Regions from separate parts of the Homo sapiens genome. Here region 1 is linked to region 2. A link is a contact called in ENCODE Hi-C or POLR2A ChIA-PET data. All regions are on one chromosome and are shown on one strand. Each heading gives the region's core, a stretch centred on a gene start or an enhancer-like site at or near the end of the contact. The rest is flanking DNA. Distances are from core to core; before and after follow the strand shown. Region 1 overlaps KANSL1 (KAT8 regulatory NSL complex subunit 1). Region 2 holds the start of MAPT (microtubule associated protein tau).

Region 1 (6,411 bases), core at 2,177-4,676, 280 kb after region 2:
AATCTCCTCCCCTTTTGAATGTCAATATGTAGTTGATATGAGCAATGCAAGGAGGCATATTATCAGTGCCAGATGATTAATACAACATGTGAAGAGTAATTGTACCCTACTGCCTGACAGCACTACAGTAAGACTTAGCAAGGGCAGGAAACAGCTTCCCTCTGAGGACCCAAGCAAGGGCACAAATATGCTTTATGACTTACATAAAACTTAGGAAAACCCAGGCTCACTCCAGCACAAATGAAAAAGAGGGTCATAATTAACATCACATCACAGAAGGTGCTTAAGTAGTAAACTTCTCAAAGTTATTCTGAGATTATTCAATTCTTTAAAGCTTACAACTTTAAGAAAAAATGCCGGCTTAAATCCCATCTACTCCAGCTGGGCACAGTGGCTCACGCCTGTAATCCCAGCATTTTGGGAGGCCGAGGCAGGCGTATCACCTGAGGTCAGGAGTTCAAGACCAGCCTGGTCAACATGGTGAAACCCTGTCTCTACTAAAAATACAAAAATCAGCTGAGTGTGGCGGCGAGCGCCTGTAATCCCAGCTACCTGGGAGGCTGAGACATGAGAATCACCTGAACCCAGGCAGCAGAGGTTGCAATTAGCCAAGATTGCACCACTGCACTCCAGCCGGGGCAACAAGAGCAAGACTCCATCTTAAAAAAAAAAAAAAAAATCCCATCTACTCCAAGACTTCTCTGAAATGATGTCTATGAACTTGACATTAACATATACACTTCAAAGACAATAGTTTATTTGATTTGCACTTTATCCTTGGTCTCAATATCCCCATAGGATACACAGCATAGTGTAGTTACTAAAACAATCATCTAAGTAAGGGGGTGGGGGAGGAGAGAGAGTGCAGAGAACAGGAAAAAGTGACCACTTTTTCCGAAAAAATTCCCATTCCTAATTCCTAAATCTTGAGATTTCTATACCAAAGAAATACCATTTATTGACTTGACATACCTTTATTGACTCGAAATACTATGCTAAGATTCAACATTACTCCCAAAGATATTCATAAGTAAGAGGAGCACTGACTCAAGTGAGCAAATCTCAGTTCCCATCCTGGCTCCACCTCCTGTAGGTTACTTAACTATTCTGTTCTTTAAGTCTCCTCATCTACAAGTAACAGAGCCTTCCCGACAAGGATGCTATGATGATGAAATAAGATACTTTCAATTACTTGGCCACGTACCTGGAGCAACCACCCAGTATTATTTGCACTTTTATTACACTGGAAACAAAAAGGAAACATAGAAGGAATGAATTTCCATGGCTTTTTAATGCACCTAGTTTGCAATTAGCTACAATTGCCATAAACCACCACCTAAGTTTAGTACTTTAATCTTTTCCCTGTTATGTCTAGACTTACTTTTAATATTTCATGATGTTGTTTATAATAAAAAGAAAACTGAATGCCAAAAACTCGGTTAAATTATTAAATATCCATACAATGGAATACTGTGCAACCCTAAGTGTGGCAGAGCTATATTTACTAACATAGAAAAGTGCTTGCTTCATTATTAAATGAAAAAAAGTTACAAAACAAAACACAGTATCATCTCAATTTTGCTTTAAAAAGTCATTGGTTAAGATTCTTTTGTCTTTTGTTTCTTGGCTTATGTAAAGTCTCCACCATAAACATGTATTACTTCTATAATAAAATGGAGAGAAACAAAAAGAAAACAATGGAAATTCTTAAAGAGCCAATAACTAAGTAAAACAAAATCACAGTAACATTCTTTTTTTTTTTTTAAGAGATGGAGTCTCGCTCTGTCACCCAGGCTGGAGAGCAGTGGCGTGATCTAAGCTCACTGCAAGCTCCACCTCCCGGGTTCACGCCATTCTCCTGCCTCAGCCTCCCCAGTAGCTGGAACTACAGGCGTCCGCCACCACGCCCAGCTAGTTTTTTGTATTTTTAGTAGAGACAGGGTTTCACCATGTTAGCCAGGATGGTCTCCATCTCCTGACCTCGTGATCTGCCCACCTTGGCCTCCCAAAGTGCTGGGATTACAGGCATGAGCCACCACGCCCGGCCCATAGTAACATTCTTAAATTTAATATACAGAGCAAAACAATGATTCCTATCCCACTTGACCCCTACAAAATTCAAAAAGCTTCAATCTTTGACAATGTAAAGCAGGGAAAGACTGTCAAATTTAAGCAGTTCTTAGAGAAGCTCAGGGCTAAAGGAAAAAAAAACGAAAAACAAAAAAAGGAAGCAGTTCTACACAAACAGCACAACAGCCTATCTGATAAATCATCTTTCTCCAAAGAATACAAAGCCTTAAAAGCTATAATTAACTGATTAATCCTCATAACAACCTGGGCAGTAGAATTAGGGCTGAGATTATAATTTCTAATTTACCGGTGGGGATAAAGTCAGACTGTACATTCAGAATAAAAATTCAAGCCCCAAATATCCCAATTTTTAGTTCATTCAGTTAGTAAACTATAATCTGACAAATACAGATGGAGCTGCTACACCTGCTGTCACTCACACAAATTGAGATTCTGCAGTAAGCTTGTACAGATAAAAGAAAAGGCTACCTATTCAAGGTCATTTAGCTATAAAAGGTTGGGCTAGATAATCAATAGTTTCTCTCTCAGTTTCAAAGAAGTATTTTAGGGTCTGGAAGATGTTAAATGCACTCAGCAAGCAAATACATTTCGGAAAAACTTCCCAGATGGAGACTCACAACGTATTGCATCATACTGAATATGCAAATGTTTACCTTTACCAAACTTTTTTAACAAGCACCTTTTTCCATTACATCTATTAATATCAAGCAGAAACATCATTGTGAGAAATACAAGTTGGGATAAAGTTCAAATATGTGACCTCTAGGGTCCCTTCCTATGTTAATTCTATTATTCTAAATTGCACCATCGGTCCAAGGACAAACTTCTACCTAACACAAGTGGCACTTGGGAAGCAAAAATATACTTCTAGGATAGAGTTTCTCAACCTAACCACTAACTGACATCTCACGATGAGTAATCTATCACAGGGGGCTATCCTGGCAGTAGCATGTTTAGCAACATCTCTGTTTTCCACCCACTAGATGCTAGTAGTGCCCTTCTGAAAATTATGACAATCAAAAATGTCTCCAGACATGTCAAATATGGGAGCTGGGGGGTTCAACATCACACCTCCCAACAGAGAACCATATCCTAAAGATTATACACACACATATATATACTCTTTCAAAAGCAAAACGTATCCAGCTGCTTCAAATACTGTAAGTCAGAACTAACTCCACACCCACAAATGAAAACCTCATTTATTCCCAGTCAATTTCCAAGACAAGACTCCAGATACACAAGAATAACCTGGAAGCATCCACCTTGCAAAAATATTTAGCTGCAGAGAACAAAGGGGAAGGAATAGGTCATCCAGGTGGCCAACAAGTATTACAACCACACTTGCACTGAAAGCAAAAGCAAAAATCAGATGGGGAAGAAAAGTTTGCCCATAATGTGGCTTCTACTAACCTCTTCCTTCACCATTACCTCATTTCTCTACACAAAGGACGGAAAGAAACAGCAGGAAGGATGATTAGGGAAGTGTCCATGAAGTTGCCGCAATTTTAGCTGAGACTTGAAAATTAGCTAAAATGTCATTATGCAAAAGGCTAGGACAAGAGAATGGTAATGTGGCATTCTAGTGAGAGGAAATGGCATAAGAAAAGGCAACGCTGTGTGGGAAAAGGCGACATTCTGAAGGTTAAAAGAAATGAACAATTTGGGCCGGGCGCAGTGACTCATGCCTATAATCCCAGGACTTTGGGAGGCTGAGGCGGGTAGATCACCTGAGATCAGGAGACCAGCCTGGCCAACATGGCGAAACCCCATCTCTACTAAAATTACCAAAAATTAGCCGGGTGTGGAGGCGCGCACCTGTACTCCCAGCTACTTGGAAGACTGAGACAGGATAATTGCTTGAACCCAGGAGGCAGAGGTTGCAGTGAGCTGAGATCGGGCCACTGCACTCCAGCTTGGGTAACAAGAGCGAGACTCCATCTTAAAAAAAAAAAAAAATTAACAATTTGCTTAAAACACAAAGCATATTTTAATAGAGGAAATAGTAGAATGAAGGTGGAAAGGCAGTTTGAAGCCAGATCCTTAACGGACAGCCTTTAATAGCCTTAATTCAGACTTAAAGACAGTAGAGGGGCCAGGCACAGTGGCTCACGCCTGCAATCCCCGCACTTTGGGAGGCTGAGGCGGGTGGATCACCTGAGGTCAGGAGTTTGAAACCAGCCTGGCCAACGTGGTGAAAACCCGCCTCTAATAAAAATACAAAAAAATCAGCTGGGTGTGGTGGCGGGCACCTGTAATCCCAGCTGCTCGGGAAGCTGTGGTAGGAGAATCGCTGAAACCTGAGCGGCAGAGGTTGCAGTGAGCCGAGATCGCACCATTGCACTCCAGCCTGGGTGACAAAAGTGAGACTCCATCTCAAAAAAAGAAATAAATAATAAAAATAAAAATAAAAAATTTAGCCGGGCATGATGGCAGGTGCCTGTAGTCCCAGCTACTAGGGAGGCTGAGGCATGAGAATCACTTGAACCCAGGAGGCAGAGGCTGCAATGAGCTAAGATTGAGCCACTGCATTTCAGCCAGGGCGACAAAGAGAGGCTCTGTCTCAAAAACAAAAACAAACAAACAAAGACAGCAGAGGCCAGGTGCAGCGGCTCAGACATGTAATCCCAGCACTCTGGGAGGCCAAGGCAAAAGGATTGCTTGAGGCCAGGAGTTTGAGACCAGCCTGGTCAACATAGCGAGATCGAGTCTCTGAAAAATAAAAAGTATATACATATATATATACACACACATATATATGTATATGTATATATAAAATAATGACAGCAGAGTATCATTAAACACTTTTTAAATGGGAGTGAAACATCAGACTGTGCTTTAGAGAGATCAGTTGGGTAGGATGGATTGAAAGTAAGTAAAAAGGCATCTATAGATGGCAAAGACCAATAAAAAAGCTACCACAATAATCCAGATAGGATGCAATGAGAACTTCAACCAGAAAATAATAGTCAAAGTCTCTACCAAAGCTTAAATCCAGAAATGTGAAGGGGCCAGTCTAACAAAAAGGCCAAATATATGACAAACAAAAACATGATGGCTTATAAAGAATGGAAAGAAAGCTCTCTTTTCCTTCATAATTTCATCTCCTTTGTGACGAAATCCTTCTTTTCTCACGAAGCTTTTCAGGTTTGGTATGTCCTCTCTATACTTCTAACACTATCAGTCTAGCCCAGGTCCTCATCAGCTCCTGTCTAGATTATCACAACAGCTTCCTGACTAGTGCCTCAGTGCCCCAAACTATCCTTTACCTTTTTATCATCTCACTTTCCTACTCTGAACAAGTTCCTCACACTTTTTTTTTTTTTGAGACAAAGTCTCGCTCTTGTCCCCCAGGCTGGAGTGCGATGGCGCGATCTCCGCTCACTGCAACCTCCGCCTCCCAGGTTCAAACGATTCTCCTACCACAACCTCCCGAGCAGCTGGGATTACCGGTGCCTGCCACCACAGCCAGCTAATTTTTTTGTAATTTTAGTAGAGATGGGGTTTCACCACGTTGGCCAGGCTGGTTTCGAACTCCTGACCTCAGGTGATCGACCCGCCTCGGCCTCCCAAAGTGCTGGAATTACAGGCATGAGCCACCACACCCAGCCCCTCACACCTTTTTAATGAGTTCAAATTCTTCAAGATGAAACTTAACGTCAGGGCAAGCACATCAATTGATACGGACCCAGAACTCCCCACAGATTCCCAACTCCGTATCTTTGCCTATGTTGCTACCTCTACCTGGAAGGTCCTTCTTCTACTTTTTTTTTTTGTCCCCAAACTTACTAATTTTTCAATACATAGCATCTCCACAAAAACTTCTTAGACTCTTCCAATTCATATCACTTTCTTCCTGCTTGAATTGTATAATGCACTTAAAGTCACTGTCATTCAGTTCAAATTATCTGAATTTTCCCTAATTGTTAACTAATTCTATTTCCAAGACAAGCAAAATTCCTTAACAGCACCCTTCTTTAGCGTGCTAACTTTATCGAGAGCTTGGTACATAGTAAGTGCTGTAAGCCCTAAATGACTGGACTAGAGAAGTCAAAAAGGCCTCGTGGGGGTTGCCCTCAAGTGTAAGATTTTACTAAGAAGAGAAAAAGGAGGAAACACGAATCAAAAAATTGACACAATCAAAATAATGGGAAAGACGTGGGGCATGATCCACAAAACAACTTGCATGAATCAGGTGGTATATGTACAGCTTCTCAAGAGAAAGAGAGGAAAAGAACAGTGATTTGTGATGAAGTACTGCAAGCTACATTATGGAATGCACTGCAAAGTATTTATTTTACATATGAACAAAAGTAGATT
Region 2 (5,635 bases), core at 1,687-4,186:
ATTTTTGTGATTTTAGTAGAGATGGGATTTCACCATGTTGCTCAGGCTGGCCTTGAACTCCTGACCTCAAGCGATCCACCCACCTCAGCCTCCCAAAGTGCTGGGATTACAGGCATGAGCCACTGCGCCCAGCCCCAAATGTTTATTTCTTGCTCATGTGACATGTACTTCCTCGAGTTTTTCCTTCCTGAGATCTAAGCTGAAGGAACAGCTCTCTGGAGCCACGCCATTCTGGTGGCGGAAAGGAAGAGTAAAAGTGGTAGAACCTTGCAATGCTCTTGAAGCGCCTATTTGGAATGTCTACATCATGTAAATGGTAATGGACAAGTATGTATAATCCCCACACCAAAAAAAGGGGACACTATTGGGGACAATAACCACATTTCAATGCTGCAAGACGGATATTGACTGCACCCCCTTCCCACTTTCAGAAAGAAGAAGAGTAATTTTGCTGAACTCCTTCTAGAGACTGGAAATGTCCCTTCCAGTTGGGGTGATTAGGGAAGGCTTTGGTAAAATTTGAGCTAGAGTTTGAAGGTTAGGTAGACTACTGGTGGGTGAAGAAAGAACAAGGACCTTTGTAGGCAAAGGAAAACCTCAGAATTACAGAGGTGGAAAAAGAGTTCTAGTCAAGCCACTTCAGCTGGCTACAGAGTAGGTGGGAAAGAAAATGGGAGGACAAGGGCTCAGATGATGGGGGGTTGGGGCATTGGGGGGACACTTGAAAGCTAAACTAAGGGGTTGAACTTAATTTAGGAGGCAGTTAGAAGCTTTTACATATTTTTGAGCAAGAGAGTGACATAATTAAAATGATCTGGGCCAGGTGTGGTGGCTCACACCTGTAATCCCAGCACTTTGGGAGGCTGAGGAGCTTGGGTCACCTGAGGTCAGGAGATCGAGACCAGCCTGGCCAACATGGTGAAATCCCGTCCTACTAAAAATACAAAAATTAGCCGGGAGTGGTGGCATATGCCTGTAATCCCAGTAGCTGGGAGGCTGAGACAGGAAAATCGCTTGAACCCGGGAAACAGGTTGCAGTGAGCCGAGATCGTGCCACTGCACTCCAGCCTGGGCAACAGAGCGAGACTCCATCTCAAAAAAACAAAACAAACACACACAAAAAACCAAAAATAAATAAATAAAATGATCACTTCTGAATACTGATCTAACTAGGGGTTGCAGGGTGGGCTGATATAGGGAGAAACTGGAGAGCAAGGAGATCACTAAGGTCCCTACATGTCCAGAACCAAGATAGAGGTCTTGAACTAGGATGGTGGCAGTTAGAACAACAACAACAAAAAGTCAATTCCAGGCTGAGTGCAGTGGCTCATGCCTGTAATCCCAACGCTTTGGGAGGCTGAGGTGGGAGTTAGAAAGCAGCCTGGGCAACACTGCAAGACCTCCTCTCTAAAAAAAAAAAAAAAAAAAAGTTAGCCAGGTGTGGTGGTGCCCACCTGTAGTCCCAGCAACTCAGAAGGCTGAGGTGGGAAGATTGCTTGAGCCCCAGGAGTTCAAGCTTGCCGTGAGCTACGATTGTGCCACTGCACTCCAGCCTGAGCAAGACCTTGTCTCCAAAAAAAGGTCAATTCCACTGACTTTTCTAAGGTGTACACCATCAAGGGGCAGCTCCATCTCCAGGCCATTGGCTCATGAGACATTCTGTAGTCAGAAGGCTAGGGCAGATTGCTTTGAGCAAGCCCCCATGGTGGTTCTCACTCCTACTTCTTTGGGTATATGCCCCTCTGTTTAAAAATAAAGTTAATATGCATTTAAAAAAAAAAAGGAGAAAAAGGTCAGTTCCAGAAACTGTGTGAATAAAGCATTTTACTTGCTTTTTCTATTAATCTATAACATATGTTGATTTTTTAAAAAGAATATAAGAGCTATGCAAATTGGAGCTTCAAGACAACTTCCCATCTCCCTAGGAGGAGATGGCTGCCCTAAACCCCCCTACATAGAAATCATCCCACTGCTTGGGCTTAAACTTGATGTTGGGGAAATGAAAAATCCAAGCTAAGGCCGAAGCCTGGGGCCTGGGCGACCAGCAGAATGAGGACCACTGGTCAGTTTCAGGCTGAGGTGCGTCTTCCAGGGGACAATCTCTAGCTGGCCCTTAAACATTCAGACTTCAAGCTCTATTTACAGCATAAAGGTGTTTCAAAAGACGTGATACAAATAACTGCAAATGCTCTGCGATGTGTTAAGCACTGTTTGAAATTCGTCTAATTTAAGATTTTTTTTTCTGACGTAACGGTTAGATTCACGTTTCTTTTTTTTTAAGTACAGTTCTACTGTATTGTAACTGAGTTAGCTTGCTTTAAGCCGATTTGTTAAGGAAAGGATTCACCTTGGTCAGTAACAAAAAAGGTGGGAAAAAAGCAAGGAGAAAGGAAGCAGCCTGGGGGAAAGAGACCTTAGCCAGGGGGGCGGTTTCGGGACTACGAAGGGTCGGGGCGGACGGACTCGAGGGCCGGCCACGTGGAAGGCCGCTCAGGACTTCTGTAGGAGAGGACACCGCCCCAGGCTGACTGAAAGTAAAGGGCAGCGGACCCAGCGGCGGAGCCACTGGCCTTGCCCCGACCCCGCATGGCCCGAAGGAGGACACCCACCCCCGCAACGACACAAAGACTCCAACTACAGGAGGTGGAGAAAGCGCGTGCGCCACGGAACGCGCGTGCGCGCTGCGGTCAGCGCCGCGGCCTGAGGCGTAGCGGGAGGGGGACCGCGAAAGGGCAGCGCCGAGAGGAACGAGCCGGGAGACGCCGGACGGCCGAGCGGCAGGGCGCTCGCGCGCGCCCACTAGTGGCCGGAGGAGAAGGCTCCCGCGGAGGCCGCGCTGCCCGCCCCCTCCCCTGGGGAGGCTCGCGTTCCCGCTGCTCGCGCCTGCGCCGCCCGCCGGCCTCAGGAACGCGCCCTCTTCGCCGGCGCGCGCCCTCGCAGTCACCGCCACCCACCAGCTCCGGCACCAACAGCAGCGCCGCTGCCACCGCCCACCTTCTGCCGCCGCCACCACAGCCACCTTCTCCTCCTCCGCTGTCCTCTCCCGTCCTCGCCTCTGTCGACTATCAGGTAAGCGCCGCGGCTCCGAAATCTGCCTCGCCGTCCGCCTCTGTGCACCCCTGCGCCGCCGCCCCTCGCCCTCCCTCTCCGCAGACTGGGGCTTCGTGCGCCGGGCATCGGTCGGGGCCACCGCAGGGCCCCTCCCTGCCTCCCCTGCTCGGGGGCTGGGGCCAGGGCGGCCTGGAAAGGGACCTGAGCAAGGGATGCACGCACGCGTGAGTGCGCGCGTGTGTGTGTGCTGGAGGGTCTTCACCACCAGATTCGCGCAGACCCCAGGTGGAGGCTGTGCCGGCAGGGTGGGGCGCGGCGGCGGTGACTTGGGGGAGGGGGCTGCCCTTCACTCTCGACTGCAGCCTTTTGCCGCAATGGGCGTGTGTGTGTGTGTGTGTGTGTGTGTGTGTGTGTGTGTGTGTGGAGGGGTCCGATAACGACCCCCGAAACCGAATCTGAAATCCGCTGTCCCTGCCGCTGTTCGCCATCAGCTCTAAGAAAGACGTGGATCGGGTTCTAGAAAAGATGACTCCCTGCACGCCCCTCCCTGCACCTCCCGAGCAGTGATTCCGACAGGGCCTTCACTGCCCCTGATTTTAGGCGGGGGCCGGCCCCCTCCCCTTTTCCTCCTTCAGAAACCCGTAGGGGACATTTGGGGGCTGGGAGAAATCGAGGAGATGGGGAGGGGTCCACGCGCTGTCACTTTAGTTGCCCTTCCCCCTGCGCACGCCTGGCACAGAGACGCGAGCAGCGCCGTGCCTGAGAACAGTGCGCGGATCCCACTGTGCACGCTCGCAAAGGCAGGGTTCACCTGGCCTGGCGATGTGGACGGACTCGGCGGCCGCTGGTCCCCGTTCGCGGGCACGCACAGCCGCAGCCACGCACGGATGGGCGCGGGGCTGCAGGTGCATCTCGGGGCGGATTTCTTTCTCAGCGCTCGGAGCGCAGGGCGCCCGGCGTGTGCGCTCCCTGCCGGAGGCGCGGGGCTGGCGCGCAGGGCTCGCCCCTCACTGCGGCAGTGGGTGTGGACCCTGGTGGGCGAGGAAGGGGGAGGATAGGCTGTGCCTCCTCCCACTCCCGCCCCCAGCCCCCCTTTTTTTCCCCCTCGGAACGCGAGGTGCCATCTTTTTTCGGCGTGTCACGTCTTTACGGTGCCATGCCAAACCGGGTGGCCGGGCTTCATAGGACAGGGCGGGGCCTGGCATTAAAGGGAGGGGGACAATCAGCGCTGAAATCTTGGCGTTTTGCTGCTGCGGGCGTGAGCACTGGGGGCGTTCGCCCAGCACCTTCTTCGGGGGCTCTTTGCTTTGTCTGTAGAGGTTACGTGATCTGCGCTCCCAGCCCTGGTTTCTGGCTTTTATTCTGAGGGTGTTCAGTCAACCTCCCCCCTACGCCCATGCGCCTCTCTTTCCTTTTTCGCTCCTCATTTCCGAGCCCATTGTTGGATCTCGAGGCTTGCTGGGTTCGATGAACTCGAGTCAACCCCCCGACCCCCGGCACGCATGGAACGGGCGTGACCGCGCGCAGCCTCGTCTCGGAGTCTGCCGGCGCCGGGAAGCTTCTGAAGGGATGGGATTCGAGTCTCCGTGCGCGCTGCGGGCGGCGGCAGAGGGATCTCGCCCCTCCCTACACCCCAAGTGTCCTGAGGGCCACGCCACACCAGGTTGCCCAGCGAGGGACGCTGGCTACCCATCCGGGGATGGGTGGGGAGCCCTGGCGGGGCCTCTCCGGCTTTACGCCCTGTTGCTTCGCCTGGCCGGAGAATGTGAGGAAGGGGCATAAGGTTACTGGTGCTTCGGCCACACCCATCTTTCTGAGCCCACTGGACTGGGCGCAGAGGGGGGATTGCCATGGAAACCACAGGTGTCCGGAGAGGGGATCTTGGGGCTGGCCTCACCCCTTCCCTGCGGAGATTGGGGACCCTGGGGTAGGGGGAGCCGCGCCCAGTCGGCCTCCTGGAGGACACGGGAGGAAGCCCCGAACCCCCGCGCCTGAGGCTGTTTCTGATTGGCCCCTGGAGGCCGCAGACACGCAGATAGGCGGCCCTGGGTGTATTTTTATTAATATTATGTCCGTACTGATTAATATTATTTATCTTAAATAAATTTCACCCGTGTCCAAGTTCACCGCGCCCCCAAAACCGAGTCTGGGGCGGCAGGGGGAACTCCTGGCCAACGAATCCATGCCTCGCCCTCCTGTGATGAACCTGGTACGCACGGTTTTCTGGTTAATTCTATCGCTGAAAACTGGTGCGGGGGGCGCACTTCTGAGACGGAAGAGCATCTAGGAGCTGAATCCTCCACGCGGGTCGCCCAGGTTGATCTGAATTTCTGGGGAATGGCTTGGCTGCCCGCCCGGGACCAGGCCGACCCTCCTTGACGGTGGCGTAGAGGGCTGGAGCCTGGGTACTGCGAGGCTCCTCGCATGGCTGGGCCCGCCGCGAGGGGTTGCAGAGCGGCTCAGGGATCGATTCAAGCATCGTCTCTCCTCCCTCGCCCCCAGACAGAGCTGGGCGCGGGGTTCCCCTTCCAGATGGAGCGAGGGTCTCGGGGTGGCCCCGGAAAAGGGGAGCCCGCGGCCACGG

Evidence for each region. Hi-C counts contacts between places; a loop is a spot of excess contacts on that map. ChIA-PET counts read pairs that join two places held with the same protein, here RNA polymerase II (POLR2A). Pooled maps may share reads with other maps.
Region 1: a loop to region 2 is called in a pooled map, with 3 times the contacts of the local background. The contact joins the enhancer-like site here to the promoter of MAPT in region 2. A Hi-C loop is called at or near these places in 1 of 50 pooled maps. POLR2A ChIA-PET finds 5 or more read pairs at or near these places in 2 of 52 experiments (SK-N-SH and activated CD4-positive, alpha-beta T cell).

What each region holds. Positions count from the first base shown.
Region 1 is chr17:46,176,030-46,182,440 of GRCh38, forward strand. The region is part of intron 1 of KANSL1 (KAT8 regulatory NSL complex subunit 1); the gene reads right to left. Among named protein-coding and RNA genes, the nearest start is that of KANSL1, 14 kb to the right of the region's middle. Within about 2 kb of position 3,427, at least 3 of the 41 ENCODE cell types and tissues checked have a DNase peak (open chromatin) inside an H3K27ac peak, as active enhancers do.
Region 2 is chr17:45,891,618-45,897,252 of GRCh38, forward strand. MAPT (microtubule associated protein tau) reads left to right here and starts at 2,937. Exons shown (of 13, transcript NM_001377265.1): 1 at 2,937-3,069. MAPT-AS1 (MAPT antisense RNA 1) reads right to left here and starts at 3,896. Exons shown (of 2, transcript NR_024559.1): 1 at 3,863-3,896. MAPT-IT1 (MAPT intronic transcript 1) reads left to right here and starts at 4,166. Exons shown (of 1, transcript NR_024560.1): 1 at 4,166-5,635. RefSeq lists enhancers at 2,880-3,765, 3,766-4,651, 5,538-5,635.